3 separate regions of the Mus musculus genome follow, and regions 2 and 3 are each linked to region 1. Evidence: chromatin loops called from intact Hi-C (ENCODE). Cell type or tissue: left cerebral cortex. All regions are shown on one strand.

Evidence for each region. A loop is a pair of places that touch in the nucleus more often than their neighbours do. Peaks named below come from ENCODE experiments on the same cell type or tissue, not always from the same donor. Only the 100,000 strongest peaks of a DNase experiment are listed, where the experiment ranks them.
Region 2: it touches region 1 in a loop (7-fold over the local background); 2 of 42 quality-filtered maps call a loop at or near these places.
Region 3: a loop joins it to region 1, with 2.6 times the contacts of the local background. A loop is called at or near these places in 2 of 42 quality-filtered maps.

The regions. Positions count from the first base shown.
Region 1 is chr10:84,434,053-84,442,052 of GRCm38, reverse strand. Nuak1 (NUAK family, SNF1-like kinase, 1) reads left to right here and starts at 1,385. Exons shown (of 7, transcript NM_001004363.2): 1 at 1,385-1,938. The coding sequence starts at 1,696. In left cerebral cortex, CTCF peaks have their summits at 1,481 and 3,841 (motif pointing right); DNase peaks (open chromatin) are centred at 3,825, 4,465, 4,779, 5,875 and 4 more places; H3K4me3 peaks cover 6,398 bases; H3K27ac peaks cover 6,055 bases.
Region 2 is chr10:84,352,775-84,360,774 of GRCm38, reverse strand. No RefSeq gene overlaps it. Among named protein-coding and RNA genes, the nearest start is that of Gm46201, 21 kb to the right of the region's middle. In left cerebral cortex, a CTCF peak has its summit at 4,572 (motif pointing right); DNase peaks (open chromatin) are centred at 2,204, 2,563, 3,054, 6,254 and 1 more place; H3K27ac peaks cover 5,226 bases.
Region 3 is chr10:84,086,053-84,094,052 of GRCm38, reverse strand. The region is part of intron 1 of Gm34184 (predicted gene, 34184); the gene reads left to right. It overlaps Gm34113 (a long non-coding RNA gene), which reads right to left. Exons shown (of 3, transcript XR_380638.2): 2 at 1,644-1,791. Among named protein-coding and RNA genes, the nearest start is that of Gm34113, 5.4 kb to the right of the region's middle. In left cerebral cortex, no CTCF peak of the experiment used is centred here; DNase peaks (open chromatin) are centred at 1,857, 3,683, 4,132 and 4,559; H3K27ac peaks cover 2,262 bases.

The DNA.
Region 1 (8,000 bases):
GTGTTTCAGGCCATGACTCTGACAACAGGGGTGGGGGCGAGGGGCGTCTCGAGAAGACAGGCTGTTGCTAGAGTCCAGTGTAAGGTGAGAAGTAGACAAGAGTGAAGTCAGAAGGAATTTGGAGGGCGGGAGGAACCTGAGGGCTGCAGAAGGAAGTGCCAGTACTTGGAGACTACACCAGATGCTCTTCCTGGTCGGTCTTCCCACCCTAGTGTGGAACAATGTAATTTATGTGAAATTACTTTAAAAAATTTCTCAAGATACCTTTAATTTTTTCATGTCTTATTTTTCCTCCCTTCATCTCAGGAGAACCAGGGCAGCCTTGCTGGGAGGCCTTCCTGCCTGACCTTCACCTGGTGGGGTGAGATCTGGCCGTTTTAGTCAAAGGAAAATTCCCATCGCCTGAGGGGGTCAAGAGGCCTGCAAGTGGCCTCTGGCTTGGACAAGGAACTGCTCAGCAGGCCAAGGCCTAGGCTTATCTCAGAGCCTTGGTTTGTCGGAAAGGGGTCTTTCCAATGGCGCTGGGCAGCTCAGGGGACCCAGCTCCATCCAGGCCCCCACTTCCCTCCTCTTAGGTGTTGGTCCCTGTTGGACTCCCGAACTTTACCGGGAGATCGGAGCCCTGGAGAAGGGCCGGGTTCCTCCTTCGAGCCTCCCTTCGTTCCTGACTCCGCCTTTCTCCCTGAGAGAGCCGGGGTTCCGAAGCATCCCTCTCGGGGACTTTCCAGGCTCCGCGGTTGCTCCAGGAGGGCCCTGCCCTGACCGTGCCGGAGCTGGGGGCCTGCAGGGCCTCGGCGGCTGGAGGGGACTGTGACTCACCGCCGGTAACCCAACACCGCTGGGCCTCCTTTCAACCCAGCCTCCCCCTGCTCCAGCGAGCCTGGCGGCCTCCGCCACACCATAACAAACATGAAGAAGGGTGGCCCAGGAGGCTACAGCCCCGGGCCACAGAGCGTGAGCCTGGCTCTGTGCGTTGTCGCCTCTGCGGCCTCGGGGACCTGCGACCTTTATCCGAGGCCGATCGGCCCAAGCTAGCTGCGGACGGCCCGCAGTAGTTCCGGAGGGTGAGTGCGGGACGCTCGGGGAGGGGACAAGAGCACTGACGATCCCCAACCCCTCCACCTCGACCCACCCGGGACCTTGCGTCCCCACCCGGCGAGGACAAAGCAGCCGGGCCGCCGCCCCGGCCTGCGCCGCGCCGCACAAAGAGTGAACAACGACACGCACCCCGCCCCCTCCCTGCTCGGTGGCCCGGCGCGGAGGTGGGGACACCCGGGCGCCCGCCCCGCGTTCCCCTCTCGCCCCGCCCCGTCTGCGCGTCCTCCCGGCGCGGGGGCGGGGGGCGCGGCGCCCCACATAACACTCCTCTCCAGCGCGCGGAGCCACCCTCTCCCCTCCTTCTCGCCAACACCACCGCCTCCCCTGACATCGCTGCCACCTCGCCGGACGCTCCGCAGATTGCCGCGGCTGGCCAGGGGGCGGTGCGCCGAGCGTGCGCGCCCGGGACGCCAGATGTGCAGTCGCCGCCGCCGCCGCCGCTAGTGCCCCAGCGGCAGCCAGAGCCAGGTCGGGTCGTCTCAGCAATGCTGCTGCGGGGGCGACCTTGAACGCACCCCGGTTTCCCTCGGTGGGGACCACCCCGAGCCCCTGTGCCGGGACCTGCCCTCTCCAACTCGGCTCGCCCTGCGCTTGGTCATGGAAGGGGCGGCAGTGTCCGCGGCAGGGGATGGCCCTGCTGTAGAGACCGGCTTGCCGGGCTCTCCGCTGGAGGCGGTGGCCGGGGCGACTGCAGCCCCAGTGGAGCCCAGGAAGCCGCACGGGGTGAAGCGACATCACCACAAACACAACTTGAAGCATCGCTATGAGCTGCAAGAGACCCTGGGCAAAGGTACCTACGGCAAAGTCAAGAGAGCCACCGAGAGGTTTTCAGGCCGAGTGGTGAGTAAGGGAAATTCCTGGAGGGGTTCGAGCTGGTTCCCTGGTGGCCCAAGATGGGGGCGGGGAGACGGTCTGGGGGCACCACGCCACCGGGGCTCCCTTCTCTAGAAAGGTTTCAGCAGAAGCCCCCAGTCAGACTCCTCACTTTCCTTTCAGCACCCCGTGACTCAGGTGTATATCTCCGAAAACACTTGTTACATCTTGTCTGCACATATTTTGGGGGCTTCTCTCACCCCACCTTTTTTATTTTTTTATTTTTTACCCCAGCTAGCAAAGTAGTGTTTAGGATTCACATTTTGCAGCTTTGAGAACATGGGGTCTTCCCCAAAGACACACCTTCAGACCTTGTCCGGGAGTTCCTTATTTGTACAAACTCCAAAAAGACCTACATTATCAGCCATGAAGCTGGGCTCGAAAGTGTGGTGTCCTGTAGTTGCTCAGGACCCCCGCTTCTTTCCCATCTACCTGCAGTCCCACTTCTCCTTTCCACTGGGATGCTTGCTTACCCTGATGCTGCTCTTGCTGCAAAAGACAGACTCCTCCTGTCTATCAAACCTAAAAGCTTCTACTGAATGTCTGAGGTTTCTTGACAGCTTGCATTCCCGCCTCTGGCAAGCATGACATGTCCCTGGCAGGGGTGGCCATTCAGTCCCAGAGTTGATTTGCAGCAGGCTCGCTTGCCTTACCAGGTCCTGGCTTCAGGACTACTTAAATTGTTCAAGGGGTCTGGCCGGCCGCACCCGATACAGCTGAAGCTCTGCCAGGTGCCTCGGGGGCTCAGTATTGTCCCAGTTTTGGATTGTTGTCGGTTCCCCCTCTGCAGAACAGGCCCTTGAAATCCACACTGGTTGTGGCTAGAGTTGGGTTCAAAGTGACTGACTCTTGCAGAAAGAGTTTGTGTGGTGTATGGCAGAAATGCACATGGTTCTTTGATTTAAAGCATATCAGATGTACTTTAATCGATTTAGGGCCAAAGTCAGAAACTATGACGCTTCTCGTGTGTGCAGTTTTTCGGGGTACTGGGGGACTGGGGGAGGATGCTGTTGCTTATAAACCTAACCAGTAGCTACAGGGAGGGCAAAGCGAACTGTCAGTGTGTTGGTAGTATTTCTTTTTTATTTATATAGAGATAGTTCTGTGGAAACTGATTGCGGTCAGCAAGGTTTGCTCTTGTAATCTCAACTATGTGGCCAGCTGCAGAGCCCCTCCGCTTCTCAGACTCACTGCCCACGCTGACTTGCGTTATCATCTTTAAAACGTCTGTTATCAATGAGTTGGAGATAGGGATTTGTGTTCTTAAAATAAACTTCTCTGCCATACATGAATTTTATGATAATTGCGCAGGTGCCCTTTGCTTTCTAGACTGAGAATTCTGTGTGTGTGTGTGTGTGTGTGTGTGTGTGTGTGTGTTGGAGAGATTATCTGCAGATGAAGAGCCTGAGCAGCACGCTCATTCATGCGTTTCTTCCCGAGGTGACACTCCCCAGGCTGGACGTTGAATAAGCGGAAACTTAGTGTAGCTCCTTTCCCTGGTTGTCTTAATAGCTGATGAAGAATCGTGCTGGTAAGTTGGAAAGCAGGATAATGAAAAACAGGCGCTGTCTGAGGTGCAGGTTGAAGATGTGAGAAGGTGAGGGGTCGGAGCAGGGAGGGCAGGCCTGGAATCTGTGGTGGGGACCCTCACATTCTCACACCTAAGTGCTTGTGAGACAGCTCAGCCAGGCTTGGAATCTTTGTGGCATATGCTTGGCCGCTGAGCTCCATTGTGGCTTCCAGTCAGGCAGGCGTTCTTCTAGCTGTCTGATCCGCAGGCTGGGTTAGACTTGCATTGGTAGGCAGGCGCCTGCCTTCCTCTTTGGTGGGTGTCTGGAAACATTCTGCCAGGATTTAGCCTCATGGCCACTAGGGGGCGCCCAGAGAACGACAGAGGCTCATTTCTCCTCTGCAAGACCAGTCAGTCAGCTGTTATTGTCTGGTTCACCCTCCCTCCCATTGTGCTATTAATTTCAGCGAAATCTCTTGTTTTATTCAAAAAATTATGTAAAGATTTTGAAGCTGTCAGTAGAATACAGGCCCAGGAACTGAGAGTTACCAAACGGCTTCACTTCTCCATGGGTTTGTTTTCTACTTGAGAGCTAAGTTGAAAAACGTTAGCAAGACCCTCTAGTGAACCCTCCCTTTTTAACAGATTGGAACCTGAGGTCTGGGGGCGGGGCAAGAAGTCCTCCTGGGGCCTGGATCCTCCTCAATGAGTGAGCTGTTCACAGATGGCAGACAGGCTCAAGTGAAGAATGAGAATTGTCAGGTGGGAAATTCCCCATGCCTGTCTGAATAGAAGATAATAGAAGCAAACCCCAAAGCAAAGCAGAAAAACAGTGGTCAGCATTGCACTTGCCCACTTGGTGCTTGGTGACTCGGGTCAAGAGCAGCAAAACATTATCTGCGATTACCTCGTCTTGCCTCCTAGCTTCCGCTGAGGAGGCTCAGGGAAACACGGACTTGATTCTGCCTGCTCTGGCTTTGGGTGGATTTCCTATGGATGCTTTCCTCCAGCCCCGTTGGAGAGCAGCTCTCACATAGGAGCAAGGATGCTCACCTGTTCTGATTGCATGGCTCAGGGGCTGGGTATCGATGTAAATGCTTGGAAACTCAGCATTCCTGCCTGAAGTAGGGGTCCTGCTCACAGAGGACAGTCACTGTAGCTCTCAACAAGGCATACACCGCATTACCTTCAACGCCTTGAAGAGACATATGGTCAGGAGCTAGGGGCCAGCTGGTTCAATCCTCTGCGTGGTCCCGGTCTCTCCTTTTCCTCCTTCCCAAATGTGGTCTTACAGCCACAGCTTGAGCATGGAAGGCAGGAACTCTCAGCTGCTCAAGACAATAAGCCTAACACTGGGACAGTCTTACAGACAGGCTCAGAGCCCTGGGTGGCATTCAGAATCTTTATGTAGCCCCTACTGGCACTGGAGCCTCAGAGAAGCTATTTAACTGTGAAGTGCCAGTTTCCCCAGCTGGAAAGTTAGATGGCCACAGTACCAACTTCTTGGATTTTGGAAGTTGCAGAAGTAACTAATGTCAGGTGTCAAAAGGGAAAATGAGACATTTTGGTGTCTCTTCCTGGTGGATTGATTGTCTTCCGTATTCTCACTGATGATTTCATCTAGGTTTTAAGGCTGTTGGAGAGACAGGTTACTTTGGGCAATTAGCCTCGGATCTTGCAGAGAGTCGGGGCAAAGGAGCTACTCACTTTGCCAGGGTAATTACATTAATTAGGGAGGCACAGGCATAGGAGGGCAAGACGAGGTTCAGATAGGATCTGAATGTGTTTCTACAGGGTTGAATTTGGGCCCCCTTTATTTCACAACCTTTGTTTGGGTGAAATTTTGGGCAGGCTGTGGGATGAACTTCTGGGCCATCATAGGGCATGTACTTTTTGGGATCCAATTTCTTGGACCTTTAGGGCACACAAAGTATTGCTAAAACAAACATAACACAACAACAAAGAATTGAACCCAAATGGCAAACAGCTTTTGGAGGAGTGTTTGACCAAAGTGAATATCATGAGTGAATATCTCTTGCCAAAAGCAATTCCCCCAACCCAGCAATGGCAAACTGCACGTCTGAGAGCTATACAAACAAGTTGGCCTGCCAACCTAGTTATGTACGGGCACAGTGGCTGAGGTGCCCTGTTAGAGCTACATTTCAAGCTCAGTTTCCAGTGTATCAGGGATCTTGGCCAATGTGTCATCCCAACCTGTTCCAGAAATTTTAGTTGACTTTTTCACACCTGAAGTGAGTGAGCTTAGGTGAAGAGACCTGAGTCAGGGACGTCTGTTCTTGTTTAAAGTCGCCGTCCTCATTCCTTTGGGACGTATCGTAGCAGAAGTGAAGCCAACCTAAAAACAGTGAATGAATTCTGTTAGGCGGGGTGACTGGGGTTTCAGACTGTCTGCCACACACGCTGGGGAGCCATGCGTGAGTAAGGAGCTTCCTGTCTTCTAGAAGAGGTGGGGGAAACTGTTCCTCGGCCAGGCATCCCACTCCCTGGAGGCTGTCATCATTTCAGGGGAGGCAGGCAGGAGCTCAGTGCGGCTTAGTTCATCAAAGTGAGCTGACCCCAGAAAGAAGCGCTTGTTCCTGCAGTTACATCTGAGAGAGAGAGAGAGAGAGAGAGAGAGAGAGACTGTATGTGATTGTATGTGTGCATGCCTGTGTGTGAGAATATGCAAGGATGTATGTGTGTGTATGGGAGTATGTGTGTGAGAGAGAGAGAGAATATGTGTGTGTGTGTGAGGGTATGTGTGAGAGAATAAAAGTAAGTGTGTGTGTGAGAGAGAAAAAGAGAATATGTAAAAGTGCGTGTGAGAGTCTGTGTAAGAGAATATGAAAGTATGTGTGCACATGCATGTATAAGAGAAGATGTGTGTACGAAAGAGATGTATGTCTATGTCTTTTTGTGTGTGTTTCTGTGTGTCTTTGTATGAGGGAGTGTGCATGTCTCTGTGTGTGTGTCTCTGTGTGTGAAAGTGTGTATGGGGGGGAGGGAGAAATTATTTAAAGTGTGGGTTTGTGTTCGTGTGTCTGTGTGTATAGTAGGCCTGTGGCTGTACACACATTTATCCTGGTGAACCTGTGGAGACCAGAGGAAACCCTTGGGTGTCATTTCCTTGGCACTATTCACGTTGTTGTTTGAGGGTGTCTCTTTCTGGCCTGGAGTTGGCAGAGTAGCAGACTGGCTGGCCAGACCCAGGGGCTTACCTGCCTCTACCTCTCCAGTGCCACAATTACAAGAGTGTGTCCCACCTGGGGACCAAACTCAGGTCTTCCAACTGCACAAGGAACAGACCAACTGAATCACCTCCCAGCTGCCACCAGGAGATGGTTCTGAAATCATGAGGTGTGCCATACTGAGCCTAGAACTTTCCAGACATGTTCCCTAGTTTGACCCTCACCTCTAAGTTCGCTCTAGTGGATCGGTTTTGGTGAAGAGTTGAGGCTCACAGCTGGATAGCATCTCTTAAGTGTGTTTGGAAACCTATTGCTGCTGGAGAAATCAAGAGCCTTCTTTATGTCACACAGCTGGTGACTCTGGACATTCCTCTTTGCCAGTGGTACCGTGGGCTGACTCTTTTATGAACTTGGTTCTTACTGTAGTTCAGGAAGTGAATGCAGAGGCAGGGCTGTGACAACCAAGTCTTCTAGGATGCCACCAGAGGCAGATTCACGGAGTGAAGGGCTATCACAGATGGGTAGAGATTATAGGTTAGTGCCCGTGACCTCAGAAGGCATTGGAAGTTGTTTGGCAACAGAAGGCATGGCTGGTAAGGAATGAATGGAAGCAGAAAGTCTGCAGACAGGCAGACCTGCCCTGCACGCTCTCCGTCACCGAAGCACTTAGCTGGCATTCCCTACCAGCTCAGAGGAGGGGAAGCCAAGTCCTGCTGAAGCTGTCCCTGGATGTGGGTCTCAGGAGCCTGGGACCTGGGAGCATCACAGGGTCAGGTGAGCAGATCAGGTGCCGTTCAATGTGAGATTTATTCTGGGGTGCAGTGGGATGTCAGATTGGTCAGGTAGGCAGGGCGATGAGAACTGAAAATCACAGCAATCAGCACTGCTCGTGTATTGGGGTGGGCCAGGTATGTACCGACCGATTGACCTCCCCCTACAGATCTTACCACCCCATTTTACGGAAGCAGGACTGGAGGCGTAGCGAGCTGACCCGGCTTCAGCAGTGAGACCAGTGTTTGTACCCAGAAACCTTGACCGTAGCTCTTTTTGAAAGTAAGCTGAGCTGGATACAAGTCGTGGAAAGATTGTATGCCTGGGGACCTGGAGAGCTGGGGTGTTGGGGAGCAGGGAGAGTTTCACAAGAGTTGGCTGTGAGGAGATAAGAGCTGGAAGCATCTTGGGAGAGAGATGGGCTGAGGATGGTGAGGTGTTGCTTCTTGGCTGTTTTAATGACTCAGACCAAGGAGCTCCTCACCTGGACACACGCTGCATTCTTTGTGCCCCAAATAGCCTGCTCCTGAAGGTGGGGACGGGTGCACTCCATGGGTAAA
Region 2 (8,000 bases), 81 kb after region 1:
ATGTCTGGCAGATTTTTTTTTTAATTTTTGGAATAGTATTCTTGGCTTGTTAGGCTGGTTCAGTTCCAGGCCTGGGGTGGGTGGGTGAGGAGGAAAGGCCAGCAGCAGTACGTATGTATGTTTTTCTCTTGCAGCCTCGGATACCACACAGCCTACTTCACTCGCCTTTGTTCACGTCCCGGTAAGAGGTCTTAATGACCACTTCCTGAAGTGTAATTCCTATTTGAGAATGATAAGGTTTTACTGAGGTCTGCATGGAGTAATGAGGAAATTGACACCTCAGTTAATGGTTTCTCGTTTCCTCTGGGTGCAACGAGGAACTTTATCTCTTTCCTTTGAGCGTTGCTTCGATGCATGCTCATGGCCATTCTTTGGTTAAGCTCCCAAGACCTATTTCATACCTCATCCTGATATATCTGAATGTGAGTATAAGAGACAGGCAGGTAGGTAGACTTCATTTTTATATTTATATAGATATATTGCATTTATATTATGCCCTCTTTTAGCTCTGTGGTGATGGAGATGTTCCTTTCTTTTTAAAATATTTTTTTCTTGCAGTTATGTGTCATATCCATGGCTATATGGTTCTTCCCAATACAATGTGATGCCTGAGGTCAGGGGTCACGGGTCAGGGGGGTACATCACCTACCACGTGACTTTATCACAGCCTTCATCGTTCTTCCCACTTGAATTTCTCCTTCTCTTGGATTCACAATTGGCTTAAGAGTTCACTAATGCCGAGACCCAAACATGGTTGATTGATGATATTTGACTGAAGTAGGGGTGCTGGAGAGATTTACAGTGGTCATCCCTCTTTCCTCTCTCTCCCTCCTTTCTCCTTGGCCTTGTGCCTTCCTTCCTTCTTTCCTTTTTCTTTTCTCTAAATTTCTATGAAAATGAAGTCAACCTAGAAACACTTCTGGTGGCAGATTTTATTCTTGAGAGCCAAAAGTGATGAGTTGAATGAGAGTCAAGAGAGAGTGAGTTGAACATAAGGCTGGAGGGCAGTGTATAATACAACCTCATTGTATCTCTGAGTCCATCCATCCTTAAAGCAAGCACCAAGGCTTCTGGATTCTGTTTGTTGGATTTGGCCATCTGTCTTCTTGCAACAGAAGATTCCTAACTGACCCGGCTCCTGAACATATGAGATTAAGACAATGAAACTCAGTGTTGACTAAGGCAAGATTGGCTTCTACTCTCATCCTGTTCATGGTGCAAGAGGGACATCACTTCATAGTTGAAGTTCTTAGCTCCAAATACTGGGAGAAAAATTTCAGGTTCTTTCAACAGAGATGAACCTTATTAAGGCTCATTATAAACACAGAGTCTTGCAGCAGGACTAGTCATTGAGATTCCATGTATGGAGCCAAAACCCAGCTATAGAATTGATTAGGTAGAGACCTCGCAGCTGGCACTAGTGGTCACAGTCTTTGTTCCATGCACTGCCAACATGTGACTAAGGACTGAACATTGATAATGTACATTTGTCAGGGTTGACACTGAAAACTGACATTCCTAGAATGGATCTTAATATAGGATCTGAACTCGTGTCAAGTTAGGCTAGGGTTTATCTAATTGGAGTAGATTTGGGCACATGTCTGTACTCCTAGGACAGGGTTTCCATAGTAACCTCCACCTTATAGTAGACATCTTAAGATGAGGACTTTTTTTAACATAGGAAAGACATTCAAAGGATCTGAATCGGATGAAAGTCACATGTTGAGCATATTAGGGAAGGCCAAGTTTAAGACCAGAACATCATGAACAAAGACATGACACTTGGGAACACAACTTGGGCAAGGTTTATCAAGAAGGCTCACGCGGCATGCTTTCCCTGGAGACTAGGCAATCACATATAAGCTTATTTTCAGGCTGCGTGTGATGAGCCCATGTGCTGATTTGTGTCCTTCCCCAAAGAGAGCTCACTATGTTTATGAAATATTAAAAAAAATTCTGGAAAAGTCTACAATCCAAAATATTTCTGGTCTTCAGCAGTTTGAATAAGGGATATTCAACTTGTAGCCTCATTTTTATAGATGAGGTAACCAGGGCTCAAAAAGTCACAAGACTAACTAGCCTAAAATCACACAATGAAGTGGCAAGACCAGATAGCAGCTCTCTCCTTTTGACTGACATTGTACCCGCCTCCCCCAACTTTGGACAGATTTGTTAGATTCTGAAAAGATGTCTGCAGGTCTGTGTGCCCAGACTAATGTCAATGTGGCTTTTACTTCGTGCCAAGTGCTGAATTAGGCTATTACATCTTGCACTCTGCATGTAATGAAGTATTTGGAACATTCAGAAAAGCCAAATAACTAGCCTAGGTCTATGGAGTTCCACAACCTGTGATCTTTGCAAGATATTCTAGGACAGAGGTCTGAGGAGGGAGAGGAAGTGTGTGCTGATGAAGAGGAAGAGAATGGCTGTGTTGGGCTGTGTTGGGAAGAAATAAAGAAGACCCCAGGTGGTGGTACCGTTCTTGGGTTGAGGAAGCATAAGGCATGTGGGCAGGAAGCCCAGAGTGCCATCTGGAGTCTCATAATATCACCAAGATGCTTTCTCCCTGCAAAATGAGGACAGCAGGCCTGTGCAGGGCTGCAGACTCACAAGGATGCATCCAGCCTGTGCCTTGGAAGCTGAAGCTGGGCAGGACAATTATAAGGCAGATGGGAGCATGGGATCACGTGCTTGGTACAGAGGCAGCCAGACTCTGCTCCCATTGCAGGCTGTCAGTAGGGATGCCCCTCCTCATATTTGCTCCCTGTGGGTACTTTCTACTCTGTGACCTCCTCCTCCTCTCTCCTTCCTTTCCTTTTTAACTAAAGCTTCCATTTTCTCAAATTCCCTCTTCTGCTCTGCTGGGTACAGGGATGAACCTATGTGCCAATGATCTTCAGGCGTCCAATCTCTCTCTTCCCACCCAGCATACCTATTTCTCCTCTTCGGTTTCTCATTCTCCTGGTTTGTACCAAATGCTAGGAATGGACATCTGGGAGGAGCCAACCTTGCTCCTGGCCTCACTTCCATTCCCTCCCTCCATCTCTGGCCATCTTCCCTGTATCTCCCAGCACCCCCTTTACTCTCACAGCGCCTGCCACTTGAGATCAAAGACTCTCCAAGTTAAGTTTCCTCTGTGCCGTGTCTCTCCTCTCCTTCCTCTGGCACATTCTGGTAGATCTACTAGGCAATACCACCAGACTTAGCAACGGGAGGAAAGTCAAATCATTTTGGAATGTCTTTGGGAAGTAAAGTGGTGACTCATTTACAGCCAGTCAAAGTCTCCAGCCGCTTCCATTTGTAATGATTATTTTCACTGTCAACCTGACTCTAGTAGGAGTCACCTAGGAGACCCACCTCTTAGGATGTGAGTGAGGATACTCCAGAAAGGTTCAACTACAGAGGAAAGACTGAGGGTGGGTGGCACCGTCCTGTAGGCTGAACTTCTGAACTGAACGAAAAGGAAAAAGGGAGCCAGGGAGCTGAGCACCAGCATTCATCTCTCTCTGCTTTCTGATCATGGTCACAGTGTGACTGGCTTCCTTCTACTTACTGCTATGTCTTCCCCATTATGACGGACTATACCCTCAATCCTTGACTCAGGATAAGCTCTTCCTTCCTTAAGTTGCTTTTTGTCCCTGTTCAGGGCTGGTCTTGTCTACTCCCAGACACTGGCATCCATCAGTCTCCTCTAGGAACACCACGATAATCACACACTTGTGGTCCACCAGTCCTAGGCATCTTGAATGTAGCTGCATGTTGCTTAGTCTGGGGAATGAATTACATCCATCAGACTGACCTGTGGGAAGTCTGTAGAGGTATTTTCTTGACTGTTGATATGGGGATGTTTAGTCCACTGCCCAAGTGGTTCTGGGTTGTATCTTAAAGGCAGCTGAGCAAGCCATGGGGAGCACACCAGTAAACAACACTACTCCATGGCCCCTGCTTCTGTTCCTGTTTCCAGGTTCTCAACCTGTGTTCCTTCCCCAATGGACTGTAAGTCGTAAAATGAAATAAACTTTCTCTTCCCAAGCTGCTTTAGTTCATGGTGTTTATCATAGCAAATACGAGGCAAATTAGAGTAAGCTGTTCTTACACGTTGACTTTAGCCTTAAGAGATGGCGAACAGAGGATTTTGTCATATTGGGTTAGATTTGTGAACTACAGAACTGTGAGGTATCAAGTATGCATGCATATGTGTGTGAGGGTATATGTGCACCTGTATATGTATATGCATGCCTGCATATGTGTGTGTAGCAAGTATATGTGGACAGGTGTGTGTGTGTGTGTGTGTGTGTGTGTGTGTGTATGTGCTCATGATAGCACACATGTGAGGGTCAGAGAACAGTTTTTGAGTCTTAGTTTTCTCCTCCCACTGTGGGTTATTGGGATAGAATTTAGTCATCAGAACCTCAGTTGACTTGCTAGCTCAAATGTGATTGTCAAACTGCTGCACCCAGCATGGCCCTCAATTGCAAGCAACTTAAAACAACTTTTTTTTTTCAAAAAAGATTTATTTATTTGATTTATATGTGTACACTGTAGCTCTCTTCAGACATACCAGAAGGGGGCATCAGATCCCATTATAGATGGTTGTGAGCCATATGTGGTTCCTAGGAATTGAACTCAGGACCTCTGGAAGAGCAATCAGTGCTCTTAACCACTGAGCCATCTCTCCAGTCCATGAAGCAACTTTTAATTACCTATGCAGAAAAGAAATGTAAAGAAAATGAGATGTGGTTTTGCCTGCCTAGGATGCTACTTGGATACACAAGACACCCATCCCAGCTATGGGTGAATCAGGACCTAGCTGGTTCACTTGGTTCTCTGCTCATTTAGCATCCTTGATTCATCTCCCTTCTCATATCATGGCTTTTCCCAGCTCTGAGCTGGGCATGAGAGAAAGAGCAAAATACATCCCAGTTTGGAACTTATCCCTGAATCAAACTTCCAGAGACAATCTAATACGAGCAAGGAGAGGAGAGGAGAGGAGAGGAGAGGAGAGGAGAGGAGAGGAGAGGAGAGGAGAGGAGAGGAGAGGAGAGGAGAGGAGAGGAGAGGAGAGGAGAGGGGAGTCACGAGGCAAAGGGAGGGTCAAACTGTATTAAGGAAAACCCAATCACAGAGTATCTGGGCAATAAGCCTCGGTAGAAGCAGTATGTGAATGTGAGCTAGAAGTGTATATTTTGTATGATAATGTACAGGTTACAGGTTTCACACAGACATTCACTATCCAAACACAGAAAATGTTCAACATGTAAATATTTTGCTGCCCGCACCTAAGGCTATGCAGTAGAGTACAGGATTAAACACACGCAGATGGTTGCACATGTACTCTCTGGTGGGCAACTGACACATATGATGCTTGTTTGTGTGTATGCATGTGTGAGTGCACGCTATGACATGACTATTGAGGAAGGCAGAGGACAACCATAGATGTTGGTTCTTGCCTTCTGCTTCCTTTGAGCCATGGCCTCTTCTTGTTCTCTGCTTTGTACCCCAGGCTGCCTGGCCCCTGAACTTCTGGAGCTTCTCCTGACTTGGTCCACCCCGCCCGCCCCCCATAGGAGGGCCGGGATTATTGATGCATGCGACCCGAACAGTTTTCTGCGGGCTTTGGGAACCCAAAGGTGAGTCTTCCTGTTTGTGTGGCAAGTGATTTACCCACTGAGTGGCCTACCAGACCTTCTCTAACTGCTGAGGCCGGTATCGTTGTGGATACCACTGACATTTTGGAGGGGACAGAACACAGAGACAGTGTGAGGGAGATTGTTTCACACATTATAAAATACAGATGTGATTGTTCACAATTTCTGTCGCTATGAATTGTGACTGGAGTGGAATGGATGGATGGTAACACACCGTTGGGGCCACCCTTTGATCCAAACCCAGTTCCTATATGGGAGAGTTTGAATGCCAAATCTCCACAGTCTCAGGTTAGGGCTTGGTTGAAAGCTGATAGGCCTCTGGGGAGTCCTTAGCCTCTGATGTAATCCACAATGACTCCATCATTCTGACGTAATCTTCAATGAATAGCCTTTGATGAATCCATTGTTATTGCAAGAAGATGGGAATCAAGAGATGAGGGTTAGTTAAATAGATAAGGTTATTGAATGTATGCCATTTTGGTGGCCCTCCCTCCCTCCCTCCCTCCCTCCTCTCTTTTCCCATCATCAGGTGAACATGCTCTGCCATGTGCTTTTACCACCGTGGTGTTCTGACTCACCAGGGAGCCAGATGGCCACCGACAGAAATATCTCAGAGACCGGAACAAATAACACCCCTCCACACGTCGTCTTTCTCAGGTTATTTGTTTGCGAGGGTGATAAAGCTGACTAGCAACCTTGCATCTTTTAAGATGTACAACTGGCCCTAAGAGATGGAATTTATTGTTATTCTCCTGTTACCATGGGAGAAACTGATACATAGCCAGAGACCAAGCAAGTTCAAGGTCATGTGGCTGGGAATTTTCATGCATGCTGGCAGTTAGACTCCAGACTTGGCCCACTTTCTGTATCTTAAAGCTTGGGGGACTTCTCTTAAAGGGAGAGAGACAGACTCTTCTTTTGGTTCGTTTAGATTTTCACGTTTTACTCTGTAATGTAGCTTGGGCTGGACTAGAACTCAGTCTTCCCGCCTTGGTCTCCCAAGTGCTGGAATCACAGGCATGCACCAGCACGCCCCAACACTAGACTCTTTTGTTTGTTGTTTTATTTACATTTTTTCTTGATGAGAAAAATTAGTTTGTCCCTGTTAGTAATAATCAAATGCAATCCATAGCGAATACACATTTATTTAGTGAATATTCAACGAGCACCCGTTAGAGAAACAGAGATGCTACTGTGTTCTGGGAATAAAAGAAGCTCAGCCTATGCTCTTCTCAGATTTTATTTAAAACTTAAAGAGTTAGGTGAAACCTTAGCAGTTACTCATATATTTATTTTATTTAATTATTACCCATCTGATTTCTTTCTCAAACTGGGGCAGAAAGCAAATCCTCCCTGCTGTAGATCGTTCCTATCAGCGCCAGAGAAGTAGTGGACACACCCTGAGGGCTTGTATCCTTTGCACCCCTCAGGGATGGGGAAGACGGATGTTTATCCACGTCTGCCCACTGAGGGGAGTAGAACTGTCAAGGTTTTAGTAAGCTAACAGGCAAGAATAGGTATCTTGGCATAGGTTTTGTTGGCATTCCATCTAGGATCGGCTCCACAGTTACCTGGCAACAGCCAGGTGTGCCTGACTCACTATAAAAAGGGCTGCTTGCCTCCTCCTCATTCTCTTGCTCTTCCTCTCCTACCTCTTCCTTCTCTGTTCCTTCTCTCCCCATTCACCTGCCTCCTCTCTCTCCATGTGTTCATGGCCGGCCTCTACTCCTCTTTTCTCTTCTCTTCTCTTCTCTTCTCTTCTCTTCTCTTCTCTTCTCTTCTCTTCTCTTCTCTTCTCTTCTCTTCTCTTCTCTTCTCTTCTCTTCTCTTCTCTTCTCTTCCCTTCCCTTCCCTTCCCTTCCCTTCCCTTCCCTCCCCTCCCCTCCCCTCCCCTCCCCTCCTCTCCTCTCCTCTCTCTATCTTCTTTCCCTCCTCCTCCTTCCCTTTCCTCCTTCCTTTCCCCCTTTCTCCCTTCCTCCCCTCCTCCCTCTGTCTTTCTCTGTTTCTACTACCACCTCAACTCCCCTTCCCATGCCCTAAATAAACTCTATTCTGTATTGTACTGTCCTGTGGCTGGTACCTCGGGGGGGGGGGTATATCCCTCAGCATGGGCCCACAGAGGCACCCCCTTCCTCCACATCATACTGCACCTCCACCAAACCTATCCCTGGCTTCTTTTTTCTTTTTTTACAGAATACAACAGGTTTAACTGGTGATCTTATAAGGGATGCTTATTTGTTTCTAGTGTGAGTGCGTATCTTTACATTCTATCATCAGGTTCTGTGTCTGTCCACTTTGCCCTGCACTTTAGCCACAATGCAGCCCACACACTGCCTCTGTTCCCTTTAACTT
Region 3 (8,000 bases), 350 kb after region 1:
CGCCACCAAAGAGAACTTTCTGTCAGTCTGATTGGGCTTGGTAAGGTCTTCAAACCAAGTCAAAGTTAAAACATCCTGGAATTAAGATCTGATTCAGTTTGCTTAAATTCAGTGATCATTGAGTCTTCCTTTGGGCCAGGTTTCCCTGTGCTACCAGCTCCAGATGTCTCTGTGCCTTTCCGGTTTTAACCCCTGCTTCAAAGATAATCAAAGGAAGACTGGAAGGCTCTGAGAGCTAGGATTCATCGTGGCAAAATTGAGATCCACTCTACCTGACTTAACCTAATGTGTCATGGTTTGAATATTCTTGGCCCAGGAAGTGGCTCTATTTGGAGGTGTGGCCTTGTTGGAATAGGTGTGTCACTGTGGACGTGGGCTTTAAGACCCTCATCCTAGCTGTCTGGAAGTCAGTCTTCCACTAGCCTCCTTAAGATGAAGATGTAGAACTCTCAGCTTTCTCTTCACCATTCCTGCCTAGATGCTGCCCTGCTTCCACCTTGATGATAATGGACTGACCTGTAAACCAGCCTCAAATACATGTTGTCCTTTATAAGACTTGCTTTGGTCATGGTGTCTGTTCACAGCAGTAAAATCCTAACTAAGACAGTACAATAACTGCCACTTGAAGTATTTCAAAAGCAACCATGGGGGCTGTAAACACAAGAGGAAGAATGACTCTTAAGCTGATGGTGTCCTGTGGAAGACAGCAATCTTTTCTGATAGCTCTACAAAGTGGAGCAAGGACTTTGGATAAATGGATTGTCAGTGTCATTTTGAATATTGCCAAAGACAATATTAAGTTTGTTATCATCATCCAAAAGTTTCTGTTCATTGGATGGCATGGCTAATGCTTCTCTAGAGGAGATGCTTCTGGGGAGAGAGCTTAGTCAGTAAAGGCCACTGTGGAAGCTAGGATGAGGCCCTTAAAGCCCACACCCACAATGACACACCTATCCCAACAAAGCCACACCTCCAAATAGTGCCACTCCCTGGGCCAAGCATATTCAAACCAGGACAGTACACATTAGGTTAAGTCGGGTAGAGTGGATCTCAATTTTGCCACGATGAATCCTAGCTCTCATAGCCTTCCATGAGAACCCAATTCCTAGAACCCACATTTTAAAATCAGGCATGAGGGTACACAGGGGAGGTTGAGAGAGGGAGATGCCTGGTACTCCTTAGCCAGAAAGCCTAGCCGAGAGTTCCAGAACAGTGAAAGACTGTCTCAAAACAACAATGTGGACAGTACCCAAGGAATGACATCTGAGATTGACCTTCACACATACATGGACAAACATGCACATGTACACATGAGAACATACACATATGCACATACACATAAGAAATAATCAGTAGATTATTTCTTATGCTGGAAGAAAAAAAACAATCTCATTGGGAAATTGAATTGAATACACACACAAAAGTAATTTATATGTTTATGGTGTGCCCTAGTTTCAGATCATAGTCTAAATGACCAACATTACCTAATTTCTACGTAACTCAGTGAAGAGAGAAAGAGAGAGGGGGAGGGGGAGAGGGAGAGAGATAAGTGTCCAGCCAAAGTTATTCAATCAAGCTACCCAAGCCACCCACCAAACTCTGCCAAAACCAACTACATAGATTTAGAGACCATAAGATCTTACCTAAGGTGTGGACATAACTGAAGGCTGCATGGTCTTCTGAATTGTACTGGAGAAAGCGACATAGCTACCTCATTCTGCAGCTTGCTTCTTTTTGTGACAGCTGTAGGATTGGGTGGACTTGGGCTTCTATTGCCTTCAGTCTTGGGTCCTGTGAAAGGATTTGTTTGAGTAGGTAACAGTAACAAAAAGTATCCTAAGATTGTTATGCATATTAACAGAAGGGCGCAGCAGTGGGCAGGATCTCCAGGGCTAAAGTGTACATATTGCTCAGAATGCAGTTCTCATGAATACCCTCCCACAGACACACTGCTTTATCCCCAGAGAAGCAAGCCCTGGAAGCAAGGATTTTATCCACTTTACTCACCATGAAATATTTAAAGCATCCCAGAGTTCTTGGCCTGGGAGAGGGGAGAGTAAGAGGGGGGGGGGGTCCCACAGCTTGTATTTAAAAGGAGTGGATGGAAAGGGGTTATAAATTATTTTCATCTGAGTGGCTTAGGCCCAAAGAACCCTAAATCTTTAAAAGCTTGGGGGGGCAGGGGGCATGGGAGAAAACCATCGACTCTGTGACTCTGGTGTGGACTGGACGAAAAGATGGGAGGACGCTGAGGCCTTATGGGTTATTATGAAACAGTTCCACCATATTCTTGGAGATAGCAGTGTGCCTACTGTCCAACAGAAGGATGCAAAGCAGCTGAGGTGAACCCTTGACCCTGATTCTGGAGTTGGACACCAAGTCTGAGACACAACATGAACTCATATAGGAACACACTCACCAGAGGTTGGGGGTGGAAGAGAATCCCATCCTCGGGAAATAGGGAGCCTATCCAGGACGTGGGCCCTCCTGAGACAGCGTGCAGTAGCCACACAGGCTCAAAAGCAGAGAGAGTTTTGAAGACAAAGACAACCCTGTAGCCTGGATCTACTTAGGGGCTGAAAGATCTAAGATGGGAATATTATGGCTTCTACTGTGCAGAAAAGATCTTGGTAGATTAAGCAAGCTCTAGGTAGATTAAGGAGGAGGGTCACAGGATTCGTGGGAGCTAAGCAGCCATGGTTGTGTCCTCAAGTCCAGGGACTGGGACAACCATGCCATCCCAAGTCCAGCCACAACAGATATCATTGGTGAAATTTCTCGCTCAAGTAATTGATGTCCCTTGTCTGGCCCTGACCCCTCCTTAAGGTTTTGTCTTGATCAAGGAGAAACAGCCTGGGGTAAGGCCCATCTATGTCCTCACTGGCATCATGGCAACAGGCAGAAATGCCACATGGACCTCAAGACAAAGGGCTCCAAAATGTGGCCTCTTGGTATCTCAGGAACTCTGTGAAGCAGCTGAGAGTTGCACTTTTTTTTTCCAGTTTGGTTTCTTGAGACAGGGTTTCTCTGTGTAGCCTTGGTTATCCTGGAACGCACTCCATACACCAGGCTGGCCTTGAATTTATAGAGATCTGCCTGCCTCCTAAGTGCTGGGATTAAAGGCCTGCACCACCATCACTGCCAGGCTTCAATTTCATTTTTAAATAACCCAAAAGGCTAAAAAGAAATGTACTCAAGACCTCGAGGTTACCAAATGGGAGCACTACCCCACCCCCACCTCTAATAGAGATGCCTCAACATAAAATCTGTAGAACTCACGGGTCAGGTTTTGAAACTAGCTGCCTCTATGAGACTTCTCCAGGCAACCAATTGTGTGTGTGTGTGTGTGTGTGTGTGTGTGTGTGTGTGTTATGTGCAGTATGTGTGTGGTGTATGTGTAGTGTGTATGGTGTGTGTGGTATATATGGTGTGTGTGGTATATATGGTATGTGTGGTATGTGTGTGTGTGTGGGGGGTGTAGTGTGGTATGTGTGTGTGTGTGTGAGTGTGTGTGGTGTGGTATGTAGGCATGTGTGTGTGGTGTATATGGTATGTGTGTAGGTGTGTATGTGTAGCAGGTAAAACAATCTATCTTTAAAGTCATCCCTGTAAACAACTGGCCCACGTGACTACAGAAGATAAGACATCTCAGCATTTGAGATCTGCAAGCTAAGGAGCATGGAGAGATGAAGGTATGGCTCCTGTCTGCTATAATCCGGCCAAGCAGATACACAAAATCAGCCATTTCTCTGCCCTGCATGAAGGTGATCCACTTCTGCGTCTAACAGCCAAACCCCCTTTCTCTGGTTAGTAAAGGCTACAATAAGGCAGAGGGATTGGTTGTTAGAAAGTTAATAGGAGACTCTGAACTCTTGTTCTCTAACCTTTGCTTCCTAGATCAGAGGAGATGACAGAATCTCTACCAGCGGGTGTTTGGGGTCCCAGCCTGTACATTTTTGGCACAATAGTAATGTTAGAACTCAGTGCCCTTAGTCAAAAATGAGCTATTTGTCCCGTTATGTCCACACCTCTTGATGTACTTGCTGAATACAGCTGCACATGGTGCAAAAAATCCTTGTCACCTAGAGGACATTAGAACAGCACTGGGCTTCCTTCCTACATTGCATGTGTGAGCCTGGCGGAGAAGGGAGGGGCAGTTCCCAGCTCACCTCTCCATTCAGCTCTAGGCTTGTCCATGTGTGGGGAAGCTCAGTGGTCACGAAGAGATTGGCTTCCCACCTCCTGGTACCACTGATAAACATCTCATAGCCCACCAAGGAGGACGATGCTGATACCTCGCAGAAGGAAAGCTAACTGCAGCTACCAGGTCTCCATAGTACCTTGCATCACCCCAGTCATTTCTGGAAATTCTAGGGCAGCTGCACCATAGGAGACGTTCCGTCTATGAAAATCATTTAGGCGGACGACATCTGTTCTCCCTCCAGGGAGCTGAACAAAGAGGTATTTTTATGGTTTCCAATTCTGCCTCTGAGGCCAAGGCTTGAAACCCGCTTAAGGACTTAGATGAGGTAAATTTGCAGACTGCAGCTGAGATGTGGGAGCAGGTATTGGACCATCTGGAATACCTCGCCACCCCAGGGATGTAAGTGCTTCCTCGTCCCTTTAAAAAGCAAGGCTGACCTTCTAGAGGAGGAAGAAGAAGCCAACAGAGTTTTGATAACGCTTATGACTCAGTTCCCGTCCTCATTCTCAGACAGGCCTGCTGAGCTCCAGTGCAGCTGCTTTGAGGAGCTATGCTGTAAATATAAATGACAATAATAACACGGTATGGCATTCACATTGGAGTCCCACCTCCTCCAGGCACCTGCCAGTGATTTCAAGTTGTCTTATTTGGTACTTCAATGTGGCCAAAAGTCTACTGTGCTAAAAGTCCCCTTTCCAGAAGTCCCCTTGAATTCCTCCACACTTACAGTCCACTGCCTGAATCTTTGCAAGTTCTCTGTTTTTCTCCTCTTTATACTCACCACCCCTGACTCGCTTCAGCCTCCACCCAACCACATCTAAAACAAGAACGGGCAGATGTCTTAGAGACATTTTAGAGGTCAGTGTTACTGACAGGTGACCTAAGAGCCAGTGTGCCAGTCACCGTGCTCCTTCCCACCATGGCAGCCCGCAGTAACCACAGATTCTGGTGACCAGAGGACAGAGCGACCAGAATGAGCAGTCTGTCTGTCCGTTGACCTCTGTCAGTTGTGGGATCCAAGTGTCACCCAATAGACTGCCAACAGCATGAAGAAGAAACTGTCTAGTGTTCCTAGAGGTTAATCATCACTGCCACATAGACTTAAGCTAGTCAAGACTCTCCTCACTTCATCCAGCAACAGAACAAAGCAAGAGCCGAGACAATGAGAAACATAGAGGCAAAACCCACAGCTTTATCATTAATGTATTTTTAATTCATTCACTGACCGAGGCATTCTCTTTCATGAAGAGTGTAGACTATGGAGGATTGGATGGTGGGGAGTTTGGCTTGGTTAAGCTATATGTGTATGAGAGAGTAGATTTGTGTAAGCAAGTATTTGTATGCATGCTCCCCTGCATATGAGAAATCACACCATGCAACAGACCTGATTAATGTAAGGACGTTACCATTGGGGAAGGGAGGGGAGTTGGGACCTGAAAAGAGCAGAGGCAGAGAAAAGAAGGGAACAGAGAAGGACAGAATGAGAGGCTGACTGGGAACACATGGGAACAGAGAGAGAGAGAGAGAGAGAGACAGAGACAGAGACAGAGACAGAGAGACAGAGAGAGCGAGGAAGGAGGAGAAGGAAGGAAGAGAAGAAGGAAGAGGAGGAGGAAGAGGAGGAGGAAGAGGGGGAGGGGGAGGAGGCTAGGATAATGAGCAGTCTTTACATGCTGATGCACCTGGCTTGCACCTGGCAGGCAATGGCCACAGGAAATGATGCAAGCCGTTGCAAAGTTGCTGTTTAGGAGGAGCCCAGTGAGATTGTAAGTCAACAGTGACTGGATCATGTAGTTAAGTAAGTTTCTTATTATCTTATAGTGTCTTTCTACAGATTTTTCATGTAAAGGAGCCTGTCCTGTTACACTAGCAACCCCCTAGGCTCTGTTCATCGCATCAAGATTTCATAGAGTGACCATACACCTCGGTTTGTGAGTACTGTCACACAAGGATGAAGCAAGACACATTGCTTAGAAGACCTCCCCATACACACCCATCCTTCAGCTACACGTGACTATAGCTGGAATCTGTTGTATGTGACCTGTGGAATCCCAACACCCCCAGAAGACCATGTTAGGCAACTTATGGAAACTTCGGCTTTCTTACCTAAAAATGGAACCCATGACCTTTGCACTTCCAGTCAAGTGGGGGAACTTCTCTAAAACAGAACGCTCCTCCCCTGCCACACTTAGAATACCTTCCTCTCGTTTCTGCACTTGAGTTTTCTGGAGCTGAGATCTGGGGTTTTTCATATCAATATTCTCAACATTCATCCTTGTTAGGTTTCAGCCCTGGGAGAAATGGCTGAGGTGCCTATTTAACATACCGAAGCAGACTTGGCCACCAGGTTCTCCCAGCATCCCTCTGTCCCTCCCTGTTACAGGGTCCTCCTGACTGGCATATCCTGCCCCTATCCTAAACTCCCCAACCCAGGGAGCTGGGCCACTCTTCCCTATATAATCCAAGCCCCTACTGGCTGCAGCACTTCTCCCTCTCCCCTCTGCCTTCCCCTTCCCCTCTCTCCATATGACCCAGCTCAGTCTGGTCAGGACCACTCTGGATTCTCCCTGATGTCCTTGCCTCTGGCTATGTTCTCCCACATATCTAGATAATAAAATGTCTCCTACAACAGACCTAGGAGCAGTCATGTTCGTTCCTGATTGTTTGTTTGTTTGTTTCATTCAATCCTGGGACACAGTCATGTTTGACTCAGGACCTCCTCTCTTTCATTCCCTTCTTTCACACATGTTCATTTAGCTTCTTCTTGTATTTCTTAGTTCTTTCCTGGGCCAAGTTTCTAGTCAATTCCCATTAACCTTCCTGCAGGAAAACTCTCTTGCCTGCGTACCCACTGTATGAGTAAAAGTTACATTACAGTGGGTCCCAAGTGTGAGCGCAATGGTGCTCCTGGCCAGGGATGGGACCACTCACCAACTATGCCAATAAGCATCTATTTGCTACAAGTACAGCGAAACTTCAGTGCCTAGAAATCACAGCAGGTGCAGAATTTATGTCAAAGCAAAGAGGAGCTTAGTTTAACATCGGAGCAATGACCCATAACATTAGTCTCATTTGGATTACTAATTCCCCTCCCTAAGCTTAGGTGATGACCACATTCCATCCATACAGGTGATGTTTTGTATCTGTTGCTTCCCTCCCCACTCCCATCTCCCCTGCATGCCCAGGGAGCAGCCACATTAGCACACAGCACAGTGGCAGCCATCTGCAAGCAAGAGCTAACCAGGACCAGAGTCTGGTCATGATGACTTCCTGACTGGGGACTTTTGTCTCTAGAACTGTGAAGAAATACATCTTTGTTGTTTAAGCAACCTAGTCTGTGGTGTTCTGTTATAGCATCCTGACCTGTGTCCCAATTAGCATCCTATGAAAGGGTGAGAACCGTTCTCAAGGTTGCTTTTGAAAGAGGATAGACAGCATGTCCTATTATGTTCTGTTAAAAACTTGCTATTTTACTTTGCCATTTAAAGGTTTACTTTATGGTGATGGCTGAGACTTCCTTGAACCATTCATGCCTAAAACAATAAGTAGCTAAAACCTTTCTTCTTCTAAAGCTTCCCTGGAAACAAGTTCCTGGGTTAGTGAGATAGACCGTAAGTTCTTCAGTTAGTGAGATAGACCACCACACCTTCTTGCCAGTGCAGCGTTTAAACACTTCTTTTTTTCCCAACTCTGTTTATATTAGATGGTTCCAGGAACTACAGAATCCTGCAATTCTTGGGTGCTCTCAAGCCATCCGTGTTTGGGGTCAGTCCTCTCTGTCTTTAATGTAAAATCA